Regions from separate parts of the Homo sapiens genome. Here regions 2 and 3 are each linked to region 1. A link is a contact called in ENCODE Hi-C or POLR2A ChIA-PET data. All regions are on one chromosome and are shown on one strand. Each heading gives the region's core, a stretch centred on a gene start or an enhancer-like site at or near the end of the contact. The rest is flanking DNA. Distances are from core to core; before and after follow the strand shown.

What was found. Hi-C counts contacts between places; a loop is a spot of excess contacts on that map. ChIA-PET counts read pairs that join two places held with the same protein, here RNA polymerase II (POLR2A). Pooled maps may share reads with other maps.
Region 2: a loop to region 1 is called in a map of CD4-positive, alpha-beta memory T cell, with 21 times the contacts of the local background. The contact joins the promoter of AKIP1 here to the promoter of EIF3F in region 1. A Hi-C loop is called at or near these places in 1 of 168 maps with a recorded cell type or tissue (CD4-positive, alpha-beta memory T cell), 1 of 37 single-sample maps with no recorded cell type and 10 of 50 pooled maps. POLR2A ChIA-PET finds 5 or more read pairs at or near these places in 2 of 52 experiments (PC-9 and activated T-cell).
Region 3: a map of head of caudate nucleus shows a loop between it and region 1 (5-fold over the local background). The contact joins the promoter of SYT9 here to the promoter of EIF3F in region 1. A Hi-C loop is called at or near these places in 1 of 168 maps with a recorded cell type or tissue (head of caudate nucleus).

The regions. Positions count from the first base shown.
Region 1 is chr11:7,986,063-7,988,610 of GRCh38, reverse strand. It overlaps EIF3F (eukaryotic translation initiation factor 3 subunit F), which reads right to left and starts at 1,274. Exons shown (of 8, transcript NM_003754.3): 1 at 895-1,274. The coding sequence starts at 1,258. RefSeq lists enhancers at 980-1,029, 498-1,036, 1,037-1,576, 1,460-1,639.
Region 2 is chr11:8,909,924-8,912,471 of GRCh38, reverse strand. AKIP1 (A-kinase interacting protein 1) reads right to left here and starts at 1,283. Exons shown (of 6, transcript NM_020642.4): 1 at 1,249-1,283; 2 at 801-1,028; 3 at 1-19. The coding sequence starts at 1,022. It also overlaps a transcript of DENND2B not described here. RefSeq lists enhancers at 979-1,068, 1,079-1,148 and a silencer at 1,239-1,518.
Region 3 is chr11:7,250,636-7,253,183 of GRCh38, reverse strand. SYT9 (synaptotagmin 9) reads right to left here and starts at 1,280. Exons shown (of 7, transcript NM_175733.4): 1 at 853-1,280. The coding sequence starts at 997. RefSeq lists a silencer at 1,248-1,387.

The DNA of each region.
Region 1 (2,548 bases), core at 25-2,524:
TTAAAATCTGGCACTAAGATGGAATGGAAACGAATTTCATGGGACCAGCATAGTCTCCAGAAAGGAATTTATTATCAACAATCCCTCTTTAGTGCTTTTCCATTTTACAAACTACTTTAACATAAAATATCTATTCCCCAAATTTGGAACACAGGCAGAGAATGGGTCATTTTTCGACCTGAAGGTTAAGGGCAGAAATATAAACAGATAATACAACTGTTTGCGTCCAAATGCAAAATGGGGGAACAGGGTTTCTCACATTAGGTACTAATATTAGGGGACACTGAGGGACACAGATCAGGCTCAGACGTTTAGGACAGCAGAACACTATAAAATCCCAAGCGGGTTCCAACCAAACCGGTTTACTTGTTGGGAGGAATGTTTTTTTACAAACGTCCCCACTCCTTTGACAACTGGTTAGAAAACTTTGTCAATACCTGGAAAACGATGACATTTAGTCAGTGGATAAGGGAGAAATATGTGGTCACTGGTATAGGGAGTCAAGGGTTCCTGACTTCCCACTCGGCGTGTGAACTCATTTTTGGTAGATGCAGCCCATCATACTTGCCATAAACTGCTGTTTATGTAAAATGTAAACCACTGGCATAAATGTAAACCACTGGCATAAAATATTCAGTAAATGACACAACTACTCCTTGTGTATTTTATGTCGCTTAAAGTGACAGCAATCCGGCAGGAGAGAGAGGAGAGATGCAAGTGCTTGAGAAGATAAGTCACAGCAAAAGGTAGGATGCAGATATAGATTAAGAGGTCATTGGGGATGGGAGGAAAGGACGGTAGGACACCAGGAATTAAAGAATTAATGAGTTAGGGGAGTGAGATAAATGAGAAGTGGGAGGAAGAAAAGAATGTTAACTTTCTCTGACCACTCACCCAACAGGGTCCCGATAACTCGGGCAGCACCCTCGTTGCGTCTCTCGTAGCTGTCCACAATGGAGGCCAAAATGACTGGGTGCAGCCTGACCACGCGGCCGCCGGGGAAGGGCCCTGGAAGAGCAGGACCAGGCAGAGCGGGCGCTGGGGTCTGCGCTGGAGCTTGCGCTGAGGCCGGGGTCTGGCCAGGAGCCGCAGTTGCAGCCGCTGCTGCCGCAGGGTCTGAGGATGAGGCTGGAGCCGCAGCGGGAACCGGAGCCGCAGCCGGTGCTGGCGTTGGCGCTGGAACTGAGGCTGGGGCCGCCGCCGGGACTGGGGTTGGCGTGGCCGGAGGAGCACTTACTGGTACCGCCGGTGTGGCCATCTTGTCGAGAAAGAAGGAGGCGGAAGCGGAAATGACAGCATTCATGAATATCAGGAGCTTGATAGGCTGAATATACACCACGTGAGCTAGAGCTTTTTGCTGATTGGTTACTGGTGATACTTCTCGGAGCACTGAAATAGTCCCGCCGTTGGTAATTTCTTCTGGAATTTGTGCGCTCTGCTTTTGGCCCGAGGAGCACTCAGGAAACCCTGGGCTAAGTAGTTCCGGGTAAAACTTGGGACGGCGTTCGAAGAGAAACACTTTGTGCAGCTGCCGCCAGGTGGAACCAGAAAGCAGCGCGGAGGTCGAAATTCGTGTTTTAGACTTAAATGAGATAATGGATGTCAAAGTGCCTTTAAAAAGGATTTTAAGGCCAGGCGCGGTGGCTCACGCCTGTAATCTCAGCACTTCGGGAGACCGAGGCGGAAGGATCGTTTGAGCCCAGAAGCTCGAGGCTGCAATGGGCGAGAAGGAGAACTTAGCTGGATTTCTCCTGCTGCTTTGAGAAGAGACTGGAGGGTGAGGGGAGGTGAGGAGAGGGAGGCGAGAGAGGGAAAAGCAGGGAGACCTGCTGGGAGGCCACTAGGTAATCTAAGTGAGAGATGATGGTGGCTGGGACCAGGCTGGTAGCAGTAGAAGTTCTGAGAAGTGGGAAGATTATGGATATATTTTGAAGGTAGTTTCAATAGGGTTTCCTGAGAAATTGTATATGAGGTGTGAAAGAGAGGAGTCAAGGAGGACTGCAATTTTTTTTTTTTTTTTTTGTACTGAGCGATTAGTAGGATGAAGTCACCATCAATTGAGATAGCAAAAGCTGTAGGTAGAGCAGGTTTTGGGGAAAAGATCCTGATTTCATTTCTGAATGTGTCACCTTTGAGATGTCCATTACACATTCAAGTGGAGTTGTAATAAGGTGTATAAACTAGTCTGTACTTTAGGAGAGGATTATATGAGGTATTGCCTTGTAAAGCTCTTAGCACATGCCTGATATACAGTAGTTATTAAGTCATAGCTATTATCACTATGTGATGGAGGGAGCTCTGACCATAACCCACTGTGTAACTTGGGGCAATCTACAAGTTTTTTCTGAGCCTCAATTTCCTTCTTGGTATAATGGGGTGATAACATCTGCTTGTAAAGACAAAACAAAACACCAAAAAAACTGTCAACTCCCTTAATTAGGTCAAGTCCTAGTGTCCAGCTGGCAAGTGGATAGGTGAGGTTGAACTTCTTATCCCTGATTCTGTGCCCAAGAGTTGATTTCTCCTTGGAGAAATCTTCCATTATTAG
Region 2 (2,548 bases), core at 34-2,533, 920 kb before region 1:
TTGGGGGTCTCTCTTCTCTCTATTTGAATAAATGGCACGTCACAGGTTAGCTCTAGGATTCCCTACTGGAGAATGAAGCCATTTTGGAAATAGTCTCCTTTTTACTTTTGGAAAGGCTCTGCAAGTTTATGTCAGAAAGAACGATGTTATTGAGAAAGAATTCCAACTCTAAAAGATAGACATGCAATTTATCCAGGATCTAAGAGACAGGCTTGCAGGCTTTCCTCTACTATCAGATGATAGCTGTAAGATTTTTTTTTTTTTTTTTTTTTTGAGACGGAGGTTTCGCTCTTGTTGCCCAGGCTGGAGTGCAATGGCGCGATCTCGGCTCACCGCGACCTCCGCCTCCCGGGTTCAAGCGATTCTCCTGCCTCAGCCTCCCTAGTACCTGGGATTACAGACATGCGCCACCACGCCCGGCTAATTTTGTATTTTTAGTAGAGACGGGATTTCTCCATGTTGGTCAGGCTGCTTTCGAACTCCCGACCTCAGGTGATCCGCCCGCCTCGGCCTCCCAAAGTGCTGGGATTGCAGGCATGAGCCACCGCGCCCGGCTAATTTTTTTTTTTTTTTTTAAGTAACCAACCAGGGCTGAACACTACCGTTATTCTACAGCTACCCAACAAGAATCTGTCAAATGTAAAGCGTTTTGAAAGGACTTTTCCATTCATTGTTCTGATCCTTTCCAGCTTCCGCTAAGGGAAGGTTTCCTCAGCTGCTTCTGCGCTGCGCACCCCTGGCTCCCAGCGGGCTACCGCGGCGCGAAGGACTGGGGCGGCCCCCGGCACAGCGACCCTCACCTCTCCCGGGAGAACGCGCTGCGGGCCGGCTGCCGGCTGTTTCTCTAGGTGGGGCGCCTCCCGGGCAAGGACCCCCATGCAGCCTTTGGGACGCTCCAGGGCATGCCAGTCCACCGCCCTCCTCTTGGCCCTCTCCAGCACTTCTAGAGCCAGCCTTGCTGAACGCTGCAGGGAACGTCGGTCCACCCCATTCAGCGCTGCGGCCGCCAAACAGTTGTCCATGGCTCCCTGAGTGGGCACACAACGTACAAACGCCGGCGGGTCAGCTGGGCCGCGGCGACCCTGCTCCAAATCCGGGTGGGAGCCCCAGCCTCGACCTCCCTGGAGACCACCGCTCCTGGTCCGCCCCCAACGCACACTCCAGCGGGAGCCCAGCCAGGACTAGGCCTAGCGCGCCCGCCCCTTCCATTTTCATCTACCCCTTCCGCTACTTAGGGAGCCCCCTCACCCGGCTCACTCGTCAAGGCGCATGCGCGCAACGCTATTCTAGGAAGAGGGACCAGGCCTAGCGCTCCCGGCGGCGCCGGCGCAGCTGGGCCATTGGCGGAAGGCGGGAGAGGCGGGAGAGGCGGGAGAAGTGGGGGAGGCGGGGCGGCTGGGCGGCCAAACACGCCTTCTGCGTCCCAGCCTTGGCGTCTGCGCGCGAGTTGCCTGGTTAACTGCTGAGCGCTGGAGGCGGGGCGCCGGGCGCTGGGGGCCGGGGGTCGGGGGTCGGGGGCCGGGGGTCGGGGGTCGGGGGCTGGGGGCTGAGGACTGAGTCGAGCCAGCAGCCCAGGGCATCTGTCCACGCTGTCAGAGGAGCCTCTGGGCGTGGGGCTGGCCCTTAGAGGGCTACTGCGCTGCTTAACTTGGTGGGTATAAAGGCAGGTCTCCTGTTGAGCTAAAAAATTATGGGGTACCAGCTAGGTAGGCAACATAGCGAGAACCCGTGTAGACACACACACACACACACACACACACACTAGCCAGGAGTGGTTATGGGGTACCAGCTAGGTAGGCAACATAGCGACAACCCGTGTCCACACACACACACACACACTAGCCAGGAGTGGTTATGGGGTACCAGCTAGGTAGGCAACATAGCGACAACCCGTGTCCACACACACACACAGTAGGAGGAGTGGTGGCGCGCATCTGTAGTCCCAGGTACTCGGGAGGGTCGAGGTGGGAGGATCGCTTGAACCCGGGAAGCGGAGGTTGCAGTGAGACGAGATCGCGCCACTGCACTCCAGCCTGGGCGACAGAGGAAGACTTCGTCTCAAAACAAAAACATCATGGGGAATAAGGCAAGTGCCTCCCGCGCCTCTTTCTGCTTGGTCTACATTTTGGGGTGTCGCTACTCTTGTTTGAGGAGGTGATTAGGCCAAACTGTGTGGCTGCCAAGGTGGCCTTTGGAGAAGGGAACAGCTCGGGATTGAGGCGAGACGGAGGCGGGGCTGTCTGCAGATGTTCCTGGCCCCCGGGGCAGGGGGCGCCTGAGAAGTTGTAGGGTCTCTCATAATCCCTCAGCGCAGCTCTCTCTCCCCTCCAGTGGGAAGTACGGATTCACATATTTTTGGAGACCTGTTCTCTTGGGGTCTGACTCCATCTTTTAGGAAGACTGCACCATGTTTAAGTAAGGAACTGTGAATGCTTACTTAAACCATGTTTAAGTAAGGACCTGTCACTCCACTCCGCTGGTTATTTGGTAGGAGATACAGCCCAGGCTCTCACTGCTAATTAGTGACTCAGCCGCACCACCCAGCGCA
Region 3 (2,548 bases), core at 31-2,530, 740 kb after region 1:
CAGTAGCCAGTAACGGATGAGACGACCTGGGAGACCCAGGGACCTCAGGAAAAGCAAATGGCTCCACTAAAACTCCCTCCTCCAACCTTAATTGGTCAAATGCCAAAATAAATGAACTTTCCAAAGTTAAGAGCTTTGCAACTTTCACTAGGAGTAACTACAGGTGCACAAGCCAGGACCGACGAGTCTACGAACCCCATCGTGGCCGGCGGTAGTCGCTGGTCGAGCCTAGCGCCCAGGCCCAGGCCACCTCCATGCCGTGCGACCCGCCGGGAACGGGTTCAGGCCCGTCTGCCCAAGGCCAGAAGCACCCTGTCCCCGGCCCAACGCCGGATCGCGTCCCGCCCTTCTCACCCCATACCAAGGAAAGGAACTAGACGCTTGGGAGAAAGGATGAGCAGCACCCGGTGGGATTCGGCCCCAACCCGGGGCCGTCCCCAACTCCCAACTTCCCAGAGTTTCCTTCGGCCTCGTCCCCCTTCCCACGGCTCCGAGGCCGCCGCGGCCTCCCCTCGCTCTGAGTGCAGATAGCCCGGGAAGTGGAGAGCGTAGCTCGGAGCTAGGGAGCCGCCCCCAGGAGCCTTGGCGATGGGAGCGCAGGTGGCGGGCGTGGTCCCTCCAACCCTGCCCTAGCCGACCCGGAGTCGGCCTCCGTGCAGTAGCCACCGCCCGGGTCCCCGCCTGGTTACAGCATCAGGCCACAGTGCGCTGGTTCTTGATCACTCTCCTGGCTCGGTGGCCGCCCCCCGCCCTCTCCCAGTCCGCGTCGCTGTTCTGCCTCAGGCCCCGGTGCGGCCCCAAGTCCCAGCCCAGGGCCCTTAGGTCCCTCCAGGCGGCGGTGGCGGCACTCACCTGGGTCGCGGAGCCGGGGTCTGGCACGGTCCCGCAGGTGGTAAATGAAATCCTGGCAGCTGTCGTGCTCCAGGGCCCCACGGGCACAGAGCTCGGCCAGCAGCTGCAGCGCCTGGTGACAGAGCGCGTCCCTGGCCCCGGGCATCGCCCCCCCGCATCCTCGGACCGCGCCGGGCAGGCGGGCGCAGGAGACAGCCCTCCGCCTGCCAGCTCAGAGCCGCCGCCTCCGGGCCGTCCGCGCTCACCGCCAGGGACCTGCCGAGAAACGGTGCGAGCCTGAGCCCGAGCCCCAGACCCAGCCGGCCCGGCCTCCCACCGGTTGCATGCAGCTCTTCGCCAGCCGGTCGGTCAGGCTTTCTCTCTCTCCCGCCCGGTCCCTCCGTCCCTCCCCAGACACCGAGGAGAGGCGGTGCCGCACAGCCCAGAGCGCCTCTCTGCTTGCGCTCCGCCCGCTACTCGCGGCCGCCGGGGGGCGGGGCCAGGTCAGGAGTGCGCGCCGCAGGGTAGGATAGCGGCGGCCCCAGACCGGGGACCTGGGGTACTCCCCGGCTCCTGGCCGAGCGCGAGACTTGGCTTGGGACCTCGCGCCCAGAGCGGCCGCGCCCTGGCTTGGGGAGTGTGAGTGAGTGCGCGCTCCGGGCGCTTTCGCTACTCCACCCCTCATCCCTGATGCAAACCAAGCACCCGCTCCCACCGCCGAGTGTGTCCAAAGCACGTTCTTGGATGCCTAGTGCGAAGGTTACAATCTGGGCACACCCGCCAGATGCGCAGAACCGAGTCCCTGCTTCGAACTTGGAAAGAGCCGCCTGGGTTTGAACCATGGGCCTATGGGTGTCAGATGCCCAAATGCAGGGTTTGGGTCCAAGATTCGCCAACAAAGGAAGGATTTCCCAAGCACAGGCCCTTTTCGACCACTGTGGTGATTTGGATGGAGAAGGTGGAGGCTCTAGGTCAGAACTAAGATCAAATAAATAAACGATTCCTGGGAAAGACCCTGAGGCTTACCTGGGCTTCGTGGGTCCCTTAGTTTTCTAAGCAACCGTTTGGAAATCCAAACATTGCCAAAGTGTCTTCAGCACCCAAGGAGGAGTATCACAGAATCTTGGAGAGTTGGAAGGAACCTCAGGGCACCTCTCATCCACCCATCTTTTCAGCCTTTCAAGCAGTAAAGCCTAGAAATAACCACGAAGTACTCTGGGTGTGTGTGTGTGTGTGTGTGTGTGTGTGTGTGTCACTGTGCCACAAGCCTTTTAGGTACATAATCTCATTTAATTCTGTACATAGCCCAACAAGGTCTGTGTAATTGTTATCCTCATTTTACCAATGAGAAACTGGGGCCTGGGGACTCACAAAGGTGTTACTTGCTCAAATTCATACATGATGAAGGTAGCTTTGATTTTCTCTCTTTCTTTTTTCTTTTTTCCTTCTTTTTCTTTTGTCTTTTTTGTAATACTGGTGTTCAGGCCCCCACTCTAGAGCAATTAGAGTAGGATCTCTAGAACTGGTAACTATCATTCTTAGCCATGAGGTTGTGCCGTCTCTACGGACATATCACAACAATTCATATTTGCACAGAAAGATAATTTGGGATCCTATAGAATGCTCACGCAACAGGCAACCTTTGAAATCCTGCTGTGAATGGTACTAGGGTTTCAGGGAACTTACATGGGAATAGCAGAGAAAATGCAAAGTTGTA